2 separate regions of the Mus musculus genome follow, and region 1 is linked to region 2. The links are chromatin contacts, found by Hi-C or POLR2A ChIA-PET in ENCODE. All regions are on one chromosome and are shown on one strand. Each heading gives the region's core, a stretch centred on a gene start or an enhancer-like site at or near the end of the contact. The rest is flanking DNA. Distances are from core to core; before and after follow the strand shown. Region 1 holds the start of Micalcl (MICAL C-terminal like). Region 2 overlaps Gm39070 (a long non-coding RNA gene).

Evidence for each region. Hi-C counts contacts between places; a loop is a spot of excess contacts on that map. ChIA-PET counts read pairs that join two places held with the same protein, here RNA polymerase II (POLR2A).
Region 1: POLR2A ChIA-PET joins it to region 2 with 57 read pairs in Patski. The contact joins the promoter of Micalcl here to the enhancer-like site in region 2. A Hi-C loop is called at or near these places in 6 of 37 maps with a recorded cell type or tissue (gastrocnemius and heart). POLR2A ChIA-PET finds 5 or more read pairs at or near these places in 1 of 5 experiments (Patski).

The regions. Positions count from the first base shown.
Region 1 is chr7:112,370,075-112,376,758 of GRCm38, forward strand. It overlaps Micalcl (MICAL C-terminal like), which reads left to right and starts at 4,783. Exons shown (of 10, transcript NM_001381862.1): 1 at 4,783-5,295; 2 at 5,941-6,015.
Region 2 is chr7:112,201,818-112,208,264 of GRCm38, forward strand. It overlaps Gm39070 (a long non-coding RNA gene), which reads left to right. Exons shown (of 3, transcript XR_001778349.2): 3 at 2,073-2,175. Among named protein-coding and RNA genes, the nearest start is that of Gm39070, 5.4 kb to the left of the region's middle. Within about 2 kb of position 2,319, at least 1 of the 3 ENCODE cell types and tissues checked has a DNase peak (open chromatin) inside an H3K27ac peak, as active enhancers do; it is heart, where a contact is called at or near this core.

The DNA.
Region 1 (6,684 bases), core at 3,533-6,032, 170 kb after region 2:
GGATAACACCGCCCACAGTGGGCTGGGCTCTCCTACATCAATTAGCAATTGAGAAAACACCCCCACAGGCCAATCTGATGAAGGGGATTTCTCTTTCCAGATATGTCTAGGTTTGTGTCGTTTGCAAAACCCTAACCAGCACAATGCTTAACTCTGCAGAAAGCCTCTATTTATGTCAGATAAATGATGTTGAAAGATGTCATGTCCTTAACAATGTCTGGTTTTTTCAGGCACCTTGTGCTGGCAGGGAAGGGCATGCCAAGACCTGACTCTGTGAAGCACAGGTTGGCCCTCAGAATCTAGAGAAGTCTTGGCAGTAGAATAAAACCAACTTTATTCTACAATGAGCTTTTAAGCAAAGAGAAAAACAGGTAGATCGTTTGACTTCCATCTGTTTGTTGATTCAGTTTTTAGCAGTCGTCATGATGATCGGCAGACAAGCCCCAGTGCAGATGTAACATTACATACAGAGATGCTACAATGTAGATATGACGTGTCTGTCCTCAACCCTCAACCCATGCCAAATGCTTGTGTGTTGCAGGCTTGATCCCTAGCTATTGACGGTTAATTAAATCATGAGTGGTGATAACTTGTCAATGAGGCCATAGCTGAAAGGCCCATGAGACTGTGGGACCTGGTTGGGGCAAGTAGGTCACTGTGGGTGTCTCTCATAGGCGCATCTTAACCCCAGACTCTTCCTCCCACTTTCCCTGCTTTCGGGTGGGACTGTTCGATCCACTATATGATGCTCTGTGGCACTGCACACCAATAGCGATAGACCTAGCTAGCTATGGACTGAACTCGCTAAAATCCTGCTGGCTAGTAAGTCTTTCCTCCTTTAGACAGTCTGCAGTTCCAGGCGTCAGAGTGATGACGCCTCACTTTCCCAAACAGCACAGGATAAACCTAGCTAGTGGATCTCATGGAGGTCCACCAGCTAATATGCTTACTGCATCACTGCCTCCCGGTAAATTCAGAGGAACCCGGGTAAGAGCTAGGTATTGTTTGTAAGACTCCTGATTTATATAGCTGTGATCACAGCAGTGTTATCCACAACAACCCCAAAGGGAGACAAACCCTCTCTCCATCTTTCTAGGCATATTTTTTTATTTTTTATTGGTTGTCTCTGGTTTTACTCCACCCTTTTTTTCTTATAAAAGAAAACATTTAACTGGGGCTAACTTCCAATCTCAGCAGTTCAGTCCATCATCATGGCGGTGTCCAGGCAGACATGGTGCTCTAGAGAGAGCTGAGTATTCTACATCTTGCTTCAAAGGCAGCAGCAGGAGACTCTTCTACAGGCTGCCAGGAGGAGGGTCTCTCCACACTGGGTGGAGCTTGAGCACAGGACCTCAAAGCCCACCCCCACAGTGATGCACTTCCCCCAACAAGGCCACACCTCCTAATAATACCACTTCCCATGGGCCAACCATACTCAAACCACTACATTCCACCCCCTGACCCCCATAGGCTTGTTCAAACACATGAGTCTGTGGAGCCCATACCTCGCCATACCATAATAAAAAATACATTTAGTCTAACTTCAAAAGTCCCCATAGTCTATGACAGTCTCAACAAAGTATAAAGTTCAAAGTTCAAAGTCAGTTTTACCCTTTTATAACACATGAGTAAATGTGAAAAGATAACGGCTTTGATAGTCCTTTAGCTTAACAAGAGATTTCTAGGTCTGCCTTGGCATGCCAAGGAACCTTCCATACTCTCCTAGTTCTTCAACCTAGAACCCTCCCAAGATGAGGATGTGATGCAACTTAAATCCTTGTGTCACAGAAACTAGAAAACATTCCCTTAAACTCTCTGTGTCTTGATCAGCGTTCCACTGCTGGGGACAGGGAGCAGGGGGAACACTGAGATAGACAACTTACAAGCAGGCAAGACTCTGGCTTGCCGTGGTGGGATGTCAGTCTCTGTGGTCTCCTGGCCCAGGTGCCTTTGAGCCTGTGGTGGGGCAGCACACCATGGTGGAGAAAACTGCTCACCTGGTGGCATCTCAGCAGTGAAAAGAAAACCAGAAAGGGGCAAAGATCCTCAAGGTCCTTCAAAGCTCCAAGCCCAGTGACCCAGCTTCCCTGCCCTAGACCCCGCCTCCTAAAGCTCCCACCGCCTTCCCCAGCATCACAGGCTAAGGACCAAGCTTTTCACACGCTAGCCCTTTAGGGACACTTAAAATCCAAAGCATGAGAACCCAGTTCAGTGGTGTCTATTAATCTTACGTCAAAGGCATGGTCCTAAATCTCTACCATCCCAGAGCCAGGCTCCGTGGGCTAGAGCAAGATCAAGTGTCTGCACTGGCACAAGAATCCCAAGTGCATCGATGCAGGTCAGCATGCCTGCGCTTTAGGCAGCACAGCAGGGCAGCTTGCTGGTGTGTGTGAATGAAGTGGCTCCAGCACCTGCCCAAGCCACTAAGCGAATATATCTAATTCATGGAGTTCGTGGACAGAAATCAGTACAACTAAGGAGGGCAATCTGTCCCCAAGTTGTGCCAGCCTAAACAAGTCAGTTCTTCTTCATCTTTGAGTGGTCATTTGACAACAGCTATAGAGAAGGAAGAACATTGCTAGTATGCAACAATGAAATCAGATCAATGACATCTGGCTAAATTCCTGCCCTCTACGCCTTTCCCCAAAACAGGTTGTGCACTGTGAGCTCCAACAGTGATCCTTTAAAATAACACAGAGTAGGGCCAGAGAGATAGCTCGGAAGGTAAGAGCACTTGCAGAGGATCCAGCCCTCAGATGGTGGCTCACAACTGCCTGTACTGCCAGCTCCAGGGACTATGACACATCTTCTGGACTCTGAGGGCACCAGGCATGCACATGGTACACAGGCATACATACAAGCAAATACTCATACACATTTTTAAAAACGAACATAAAACCTACATGCAAACATACTACTATGTAGTAGTACACACAGAGTGCAAGCTTGAGAGAAGGGACTCAGCTAAGCTTTGTGCTGTTTGACACTGCTCAATAAACCATTGCTGTAAACGTTACTTAGACATTTCTTTTGCCCGATGTGGGTATGCAAACCTGTATTCTCAGCACTTGATAAGCAGAGGGTGGAGGGTTGCTGCTAGCCTGAGGTCATCCTGGTCTACACAGCAAGATACAGGCCAGCCAGCGCTACATAGTGAGACCATATCAAACACAAAGGAAGAGAAAGAAAAAAGGGGCGGGGGGAGAGACAGAGACAGAGTCAGAAAGAGACAGACAGACAGACAGACAGATTCTTTTGCTGAAAAGTGCTGAATCCAGAGGGAGCAGGAAGATTGTAAGATCCAGAGAACTGGGATGTTTTCAATGAGATTGTGTTTCCTAGTCATGTCAGATGCTACATCCATGAAGTCTCACCAACATGACTACCTAAACGGAAGCCGAGTTAGGACATCCACATGCCAACGTGGGTGGGGGGAAAGCCCATGTGGACTCAACCCTACACAAAGAACTGGAGTCAACTAAGGCGTGCTGAGAGGGGAAGAAAGAGTGGGAAGAACACAAGACCCCATTGCCCTGAAAACACACATACGAGTAATATACAAACAGAGCAGGTTATATTTAGGAATGTGTGTGTGTGTGTGTGTGTGTGTGTGTGTAACAACAATTATTGGGGGAAAACCGAGGCCATGAATTTGAAAGAGAGCAAGGACAGGAACATGGGACAGTCCAGAGGGCGGAAAGGGAAGGGAGAGATGATGTGCTTATATTATAATCTCAAAATTAGGAGACCAATGCTGCTGCTCACTTGGGCCCACAGGCTGATACAGAGCAAGGAAACCCGGCCTTTCTACCTGAATTTGCTTCTGTCTTTGTCCAAGCTTTGGGCCAGACTCCTGAGTGTCAATCACTTCAGAAGCGTCTGTGTTGAACTAAGTGATACCCGCCCCATCTCTCCCACCTGCCAAGGTTGAAGGCATAAAGAAGAGAGTGATCCTGGCTTACTTTTAGCCCTTATAGAGTCCTGTTCCAGGCCCCCAAAGAAGTCTACAGGTTTCCAGTCACTGTTCTAACCTACAGTCACTCCTTAGATTTCAGAGCAGCAGAGCATGGCAAACGGTCACGGTGATGAGATCGCACACAGCCCACCCCCAGCCTCCATGATCATGAGAAGGGCGTGGCCTGTTCTCTCAAGCACTAAGATGTTTCTTCTAGTCACTGTGCAGAGCCAGAACAAAACACTGATTAACCAGCCCCACCTGGACTTTGTTCTCTTGCCTCCTGACCCAGATCTTTGTCTATTAAACCCAGAGCTCACATCAGCACTCCAGAGATGGGCTCAAATGCTTGCTTTGTGGTGTTTAAAATACTTAACCTGCATTTTCACAATGGCGTCTGCTCACTTTCTCTGGGAAAAGCTTGACATATGGGTAAAACACCATGGCCAGGACAAACTTAGAAAAGGATGGATTTATTTGGGCTTACGGTTCCAGAGGGATGAGAGTCCAGCATGGCACGGAGGCCTGACAGCAGGCGGCAAGCAGCGGTGGCGGCCAGAGCAAGAAGCTGGGAGCTCACCTCTCCAATAGCAAACACAAAGCAGAAAGTGAACGGGAAGAAGGGTGAGGCTATACATTCTCCGAGTCCAGCCCTCTCAGTGCCCAAGCATTCAAATACCTGAGCCTCCTGGGACATGTCTCGACCCAAGCTTCACAGAACCCATGGAGCCGGGCCTCTGACCTAGGACTCTTATTATATTATGACCTCACTATGGTGAAACTATGCCTACGTGGCCTATTACCACCAGTGGGGCACTTGAGCCATCAGTTCCACTATCCCACTGAGGTTAAAGCAGAGACCCTAAGGAGCTGAAGGTTCTGGTCCTGAGAAAGGAAACCCAGGTAGTGGCTGGCATGGCAGTGCTCAAGTCAGCTCACAGGGGTGGGATCTCACAGGGGTGGGATCTCACAGGGGTGGGCTGATGTCTAAGTGAGGTGAGAGAACATTCACTGGAGAGGTGTTGGATCCAAAGAGTTCTGTGTTCGAACCTTCCCTGTTCATTCTCCCACACCCAGACCCCTCCTGGGGGTCTCTTCCTCCCCCATACCTCCCAGTTCTACCTTCTGCCCCTCACATGTGCGCTCACGCCCCTCCTTTCTCTATGATGGAAGCACGGGGGCCCGTGCCTGAGAGCCCTGCACAGGAACAGGATGCAGCTGGATGCCACATCTGTTCTGAGGTTCGGGGCGGCCAGTGCCTGTGCTCAAGGCCCAGCCAGGCAGAGGGGAAGCACACAGGGCCCTGCAAAAGTGCTTCCGCAGGAACCCAACTTCCAGGAGTCAGTTCTCACTTTCTACTTTATTGGGGCAGGGTCTCTCCTGATGTTTCTATTCTCCCATCTCACTGTAGGACTACCGCCATTACAGACACATGCCTCTACAGCCAGGTTACTTTTTGAGATTGGAATCTAATTACAACATTTCTCCTTTTCTTTCCCTCCCTCCAGACTCTCCTAGACAGTTCTCCCTCCTCTACTTGAAATCATGGCCTTTTTCCTTAATTGCTATTGCATGCATATATGTATTTGTATCATACAGATATATTTCTAAAAATAACCTGTCTTGTTTATATAGTGTTACTAGTATGTGTCTCCAGGCCTGACCAGTTAGCACTGGGCAACTCATTAATGTGCCCTTTCCTGGGGAAGGCTTTCCTTCCTGCTCCCAGCATTTCATCTGGGTTGCAGGGAATCAAACCATCTCCCCAGCCTCCTATATAATTATTTTATGGACGTGTGTATGAATGAGTGAGTGAGTAAATGAATGAATGAATTAATGAATAATGGGAGGGGGGTCAGAGAAGTACACTATGATAAGAAGTGTCTCCGCCCATCCTAAGCATCTTCCTGCTAACTTTTGGTGAGTAAGCCATGGGAGACAAATTCCTCCCCTACACAGCTAATGGTCTCTTACTCCCTCCTCAGCTCTGCAGCGGGCCCATAGCCTCCAGTCTCCAACTCCAAGCAAATACCAGAACTGGAGAAGAAGATTCCAGTCCAGTGAGTCATGGGCAGGGGGAGGGGTGGGGGAGGGCAGTCTCGCTCATTCCTTACATGGTATCTTCTCTGGCCTAGCCTGGAATCCAAGGGCAAGGAAAACTGTTAGCTTGACTTGATTTCCACTGCTGGCTGTAATCATTGCCGAGGGATTTGGGAACTCTCCATTCCTCTCCCTCTACTCGGAAATCCCAGCACCTTAAGATTCTGTAGTTTCACAGAGCTGTAGCAGCTATGAGCTCCAAGTTTGAAATGAGAAAGGGAAACTGAGAGACGGGTGCTTGGTTCTGTCCCAGAAACTGGACTAGATCCCAACCCCACCCCACCTCTGCTTTTGGTTCTATGCCATTGTGACCAAGGCAAGAAGATAGCAGCTTGCACTAGAATATAAGTGTGTGTGTGTGTGTGTGTGTGTGTGTGTGTGTGTGTGAGAGAGAGAGAGAGAGAGAGAGAGAGAGAGAGAGAGTTTATTTCTTCTCCAGATCTTGGCCCCGGGTGAGTTTCAGAGCTCCCACAAGAGGAACAGTGTCTACAGTGACCATGCACACACAGTCACACAGCAAACAGAATTCCTCCAGGACCCTTGAGTGAGAAGCTGAGGGTCCACCCTGCTCTGACCCCATCACCCTCTTCTGCCTCCCCTAGTCTGCATGTTCTCTCTCCCACCTCCAT
Region 2 (6,447 bases), core at 1,069-3,568:
ACAACAGAAAAGTAACTACTACAGTCTTTTTTTTTTTTAAAGAAATATTTATTTACATTTATTTTATCTATAGGAGTATACTGTAGCTGTCTTCAGACACACCAGAGGAGGGCATCAGACCCCATAACAGATGGTTGTGAGCCACCATGTGGTTGCTGGGAATTGAACTTAGGACCTCTGGAAGAGCAGTCAGTGCTCTTAACCTCTGAGCCATCTCTCCAGCCTCTACTACAGTACTTTTATGTGGCCCTGGCTGACTTGGAACCTCCCAGGTAGAAGAAAGCAGCCTTGAACTTGCAGCAGTCCTCTAGCCTCTGCCTCCTGAGGGCTGGTATTATGGGCTTTCACTGACACTTCCATGCCCATCTGTACATTTAAGTGAAAGGCTTTGATGCTAATGCCACCCTCAGGCTTGTCGTTTTCTGTCTTGGGTTTTGGGATGAACAGAAGAGCTAGAGCCAGTTTCTGAGCTCTGAGTTATGCAATCGTGATCAAAGCTAAGGCAGGAGCACAGGCATGGTCCCCATCAGCAGCTTTGATGACTCCTGGGTGAGTCACTGTTGGAAAAACAGAGCGGGAGATAGTCTATGTAATCAAGAAGAAATCCTTTCCCATGGGGCATTCTCCCTGGTAAATGATTGTCTGCCAGGAGCCTTTGCGATCCTTTGCCCAGCTGCAGAGCTGATGGGGGCTGGGGATTGTCTGGAGAGTCACCTGAGGGGATGGGCTAGCAGTCTTGGGGATACTTCTCAGGGCCCCCCCTGTTCAAGAGGAACAGCTGGCCGGCCGAGTTATCTCTACCATCCTTCTTTGCTCTTATGTTGGGTAGCTGAAAAAGAAGTTTGTAGAAGAAACTCAGCCCTACTGCCTGGTGGGTGTCTGTGGGAGAGGAGCTGGGGGGGGGGTTGATGTTTTTCTTTTAAGAGGGAGAGAAGGGAGGAGGAAGACGGAAGAGGAGAAGGGGAGGAAGGAGGAAGAGAAAGAGGAGCTTAGCTGAAGGTAATCTTTTTCAGATGCTCTTTGTTTCAAGACCTACAACTGTAGCCCTAAGGAGAGAGAGTTTGTGCTGGGTGCTCACACCCCTTCTCCCCAATATCCCATTCCCCTGGGACTTGGTCTCCTGGTCCTCAGCCCTGGCAGAGGCAAGCTTATCTTTGACTAAGCCTGACTCAGCCACCCCTGATGGCGTCTTCTGGGCTATTGCCCTTCCCAGGATGTAATCGTGTATGCTCTGTGGGCAGACGGTCTGTAACAAATTTCTTAGGATGGAAACCAAATGACTATAAAAATAGTTGGGCCAGATTGCTGGAATGCACCACGGCTCAGGAGTAGCCCGGGGATGTCTGAGCCCAAGCTAGTGGCTGGCAAATGAGGCTCATACCCACTTTCTTCCATCCTGTCTACCTCAAGGTACCCATTGCATGTCAGCTCCAAATGGGAACAGAGGATGATGCGAGCTCGGGCACCTTCTTAGAGGCTCGCTTTTAGTATGCATTTCCAGAAAGCTTCCTGGTACAGATCAGATACTCCCTGACTTACCTGGCCCACCCGAGGTTGGCATCAGAAGCCAAAGTTCCAAGGGAGACAGCGTGGAATGAGCCATCTCCACAGCTCCCAGAAGCTTTGTTCAAGGGACAAGTCCCCTTTTGGGGTGACTGGGGAGTGGTAAAGCCAATTTCGAATGAGTTTAGTCTCTAGAATGCTGGCCACCTGAAGATGTGGTTTTCAACTAGAACGTTCCCCTTTCCTGTCCCTCCTTTGTCCCTGGAGGACTCAGGTTGGAAGCCCTGCTCTCCCCTCCTTCACCAGGGATTGCTAAAGGTGGGTCAAACAGTCAAGGAGGCCAGAAGATGTTGGTGGCTGTGATGGGTAATACTGATGGTCAGCTTTCCAGAACATAGAATTGAAGAGACAACCCCCTGGGTGTGTCGTCTGTAAGGGGCTTTTCTAGATACAGTTAACTGAGGTGGGAAGGCCCCGCCCTGATGTCAGATGGCACCAATCCTACTGCACAAAAAGGGGAAAGCTAGCTGAACCCCAGCTATTCATCTCTCTTTGTTTCCTAACTGCAGATGCAACATGCTGGACCAGCTGGCTCACCCTATCATGATGGAGTGAGCCAAAATGAAAATAAACGGGCCCATCTTTCAAGTTGTTTTTGTCAAGCATTTTGTCACAGCCAAAGCAACACAGTGGCCTTATGGAGAGTCTTGGCAATGGATACCTTGACACCTGGTCCAAGGTATTCATTCCAGGCCAGAGACAGCAGGAGCAACGACACAGGAAAGCAAAAGGGCTTGGAGGTGGAGCTTTGTCAAACCCTGGCCCAGTCTCCTCTTCCTCCCTGGGTGCAGGAGCTGCTCATGCGCCTGTGAGCACAAAAGTCAGCGAGGCAGGGAGTTCCCATCAAATGCAACTGGTTAGATCCTGGGACCAGCCATGCATGGGAAGGTCTGAGTATGAAGGCGTTTGCTTGCTTGTTTGTTTGTTTGTTTGTTTGTTTGTTTGTTTGTTTTGCACAAACTAAATTAAAGGCAAGGATGGGACATGTGCGAAGGATCCTGAGCACTGCTGCAGCAGGAAGCCTCCGTTTGTGAGGCAGTGAAATCACCGTATATGGCCTGAGAGGAAATCCTCAGCAAAGATGCAAATAGGTCACCAAGTAATAGCAAAACTATGCAGCTGACTGGAGATGCTGTGCAGCCTCTGCAGCTGAGCAAACTCCAGGACCAAGAGGGCCACAGAGGATGGGGCACAGGAGACTCTCCCTTGTGCCGCTGCCCCCCCCCAGCCAGTGTCTAGCCCCCTCGTCCTATCTCCCCATTGGGATCTGTCCCTAGTCTCTCCAGAGTCCCCTTGTTCCAAGTGGCTGAGATCAGGCAGGGACAGGAGTTTGTTGGACTCTTGCTGGTGACTAATGCAGTACTTGAACAGGAAACAGACTGCAAAAGACTTAGGAGACACTATAATTAGCTCATGTCCTAAAAACACTCACTTGGGAAGAAATGGAATTAACACACTGGGAGGAGGAGGAGATACAGCTCCCAAGCAAGCTGAGGCATCATCCAGGAAGTGAGCCTTCCTCCTAGGCAGCTGCCACACTGAGTGTACCCAGCTCTGCTCCCGGAGCCGACCACCAAGCAAGCCCTGCTTACTGCCAATAAGATTGTCTGTGGTTCTGGATAAGCCAGATTCACAGGGACGTGATATACTAGGATATGCATGAAGGACTGAGATTCGGAGTTCAAGAGGGTGAAGGCTCTTGCTTTGGGCTATTACGGATTGTATGTAAACATTTTCTCATAGGCTCATGTGCTGGAGCACCTGGTCTCCAGCTGGTGGCTCTGTTTTGGGAGACTGTGGAGCCCATAGGGGCCATGGTCTAGAAGGAGGAAGTGGATCTTTAGTGGCTTTCCATATCCTTTTCCAGTAGATTCCTTCTCAACTTCATGTCTTTGGTCATAACCTACTAAGTATAGTGAGTTATGTATAGTGGGGCCACATCCTTAAGGAAGATTGATTCACATTACTGTGACAAAATATCTGGGGGGGGGAGGGACAACTTAAGTGGGGGGTGGGTGTTTTGGCTCACAGTTTGAGGATATATAGTCCATCACCACGGGAAACCATACATCTGGCCCATGGTCACAGGAACACCTGGCAGCCTCTTTGTACCTTGTATCACTAACTGCAGAGCACATACAGAAACCTTCATTTAACCCTCCAGGCCCTCTGCCCAGAGGCCTACTGCAACTATCAACTGCTAATAGCTCTTCAGTAAGGCGCGGGACCTGGGAAACTCTGGCTGGTTTGATCCTGTGCAGGTAAGGACAGCAGATGTAAGTTCACAAGTACAGTCGCCATATCACGTCCAGATGGCAGCATAAAACAGAGCTCCCCCCCCCATCCTCCTCTGTGATGTTCCCTGAGCCTTGGGGCGTGGGTGACAGGGTAGGGCTGGGTTGATATAGATGTCCCATTTGATGTTCAGCATTCTTGTTAAGTATTTGGACACAGTTACAAGAAAAAAATAAGATCCCGGAGAAGCACAAAGTAGAGGTGATGATACTTTAAGAAAATCTCTTCTGATTGCTTCAGATTCCTCTATAAGCCAGGCTGCAGTGATCCTAGCAGCCTGAATCCAGTGATGGAGTAGAGAGCAAGTCAAGAGAATTGGCCTTGGATAAAGGGCAACTTGGGGTTATAATACTCGCCAGGACACTGAGTTACAAGGTCCCTTAGAGTGGACATTAGTAAGACTGTTGTCTTTTTGTGTGTGTGTTTTTTTTCCTAGTCTGCGGGACTTCAAATCTTTTATTTTTCAAAGCATTACAGCTTGTCTTCAAAGGAAAACCAGAAAATAGATCTATCCTGAATCCGGTGGGAGCCCACATTTCCTGGCGTTTATACAAAGCACCCGTTCCCTACAATGCCCTGGGGGCCCACAGAACACTGTTTGGAGTGCACAGATCTAGAGTCCTGACCCTTGGGGTTGGCCATCCAAAACTCTTTTTTCATGGTCCTTTTACTTCCTCCACACAAAAATTATTGCTAAAATAGCGAAAAGCGGTGACTATTTCTGGACTGGCATTGTCTAGAAATGTCAGTCAACACAGAAGGACGATTCATGTCTCTCAAGCCCCTGCCAACGGCTTAACAGCCTCGGAGCTCCATGATGAACAACACGCAGAGCTCACTTAGTTCTCCCTCTCCTCGGGAGCCTCAGCCTCTGCCGTGTGCTCTTGCAGCACCTCTTCTGAGAGACAGGTGCCATTTCCTATCCAGTGAATGGGAGCCGGCGTGGGGATTTGCTTCAGACAGTGTTTAGTGGAAGTGATGGGGCCAGCTCCAGGCGGGCCTTATGAAGCTTTGTGTCTTCCTCCTCTTCCTCCTCCTCCTTGCCCTCCTCCCCTAAACCCCACGTTCCTGCTACTGCCAGAAGAATAATTCTAGGCTGGCCTGCTGAGGACAAAGCAGAGGTGTCTCTGGAGAGGCCACACCAGACCAGCCACCCCCAGTTCACCTGCTGTCTGTCTGCAGAAGCATCAGTCACTAGACTCCCGCGGGATCATTAGTGATGGCCTCTCTGGGGCCTGTGTTTGGAGGAGTCTGTTCCTGCTCCAGCTCTTTCCATTGCTGAGTGACAAACCGCCCACTGCTGAGTACTTTATACTAATTGCAGTCTGAATGTGAAACGTCCCTTACAGACTCACGTGTCCAAATGCATGGTCCTTCCCCTGGTAGTATTGATTTGGGAGGTCGGATCCAGCTGGAGGCGGTAGACCTCTGGACAGACAGCCTTGAGGGTTATACAGTTTCAGCCTTTGCTCTGGCCTGTAGTTTGATCCCTGTACCAAGCAGCAGCCACACGATTCTGTTACCATGGGCCACTCTTTCTCCACCATGATAGACTGTATATCCTTAAACTGTGAGCCAAAAAAAAAAAAAAGCCCCTCCTTCCTTAAGTTGCTTCCATCAGATACTTTGTCACAGTGATGAGATAAGTGACTGATGCGATACTTAAATACAGCTGGGGGTTGGGTGGGGTAGCTCAGTTGGCAGAGTGCTTGCCTAGGGTGATAATGTTAAATATCAACTTGCCAGAATATAAGATCGCCTTGGGTTAGCCTCTGGTTAGGCTTATGGGAGATTACATTGGTGGCATTAACTGAGGTATGAAGTTCTGCAGGGACCATGATGAGCATTGCCTACCAAGGGCAGAATGGAAGAGATGGCCACCTGGGATATGTGAACTCGTACCTTTTACTCCTCTTTATCTGGATGGCTCCTACCCACACATTCCCTAACTTTGAAGGACTCTTTGGTGTGGGTGGGAGGAAGTGCAGCTGCCTGACTTTCAGAATCAAATGGATACAATCCTGTCCGCTAAGCCCTCTGCCAAAACCACAGTGGGAAAAATCAGACTATCAATGGGTGCAGTTACGATTCATACCTGACCCTCGTCTAGTGAGGAGGACGAAGGTTGTCTACCTGCCAGCCCCAGCCAAGCCCATCTGCAAGCGTTGGAAGGTTTTCAGCTATGTCATTTACTTCTCCCAGTCTCACGTACCAGTGATACACCAGGTTGACCCCAGCACAAGTGACCCCAGCAGGGCTGTGGCAAGGCCAGTGGTTGTTGCCCAATTCCAGATAGAGTTCCCCTTTAGGCCAGCACCTGAATAGCCTCTCGAGCCTTCTGCAACTCAGTCAGGCAAACAGGCTTCTGTCTCAGTACTCATGGTGTTTTAGTCACTGGGGGGCTGGGGGTCAGGGACAGAGACAGAGAGAGTTGATATGGGCTTTTGAAACCTCACAGCCCATCCCCAGTGACACAGTTCTTCTAACAAGGCTGTACACCTCCTCATCCTTCTAGTCACGTCAAAGAGTGACTAAGAATTCAAATATATGAGCCTGTGGGGGCCATTCTTACTTAAGCTACCACACACG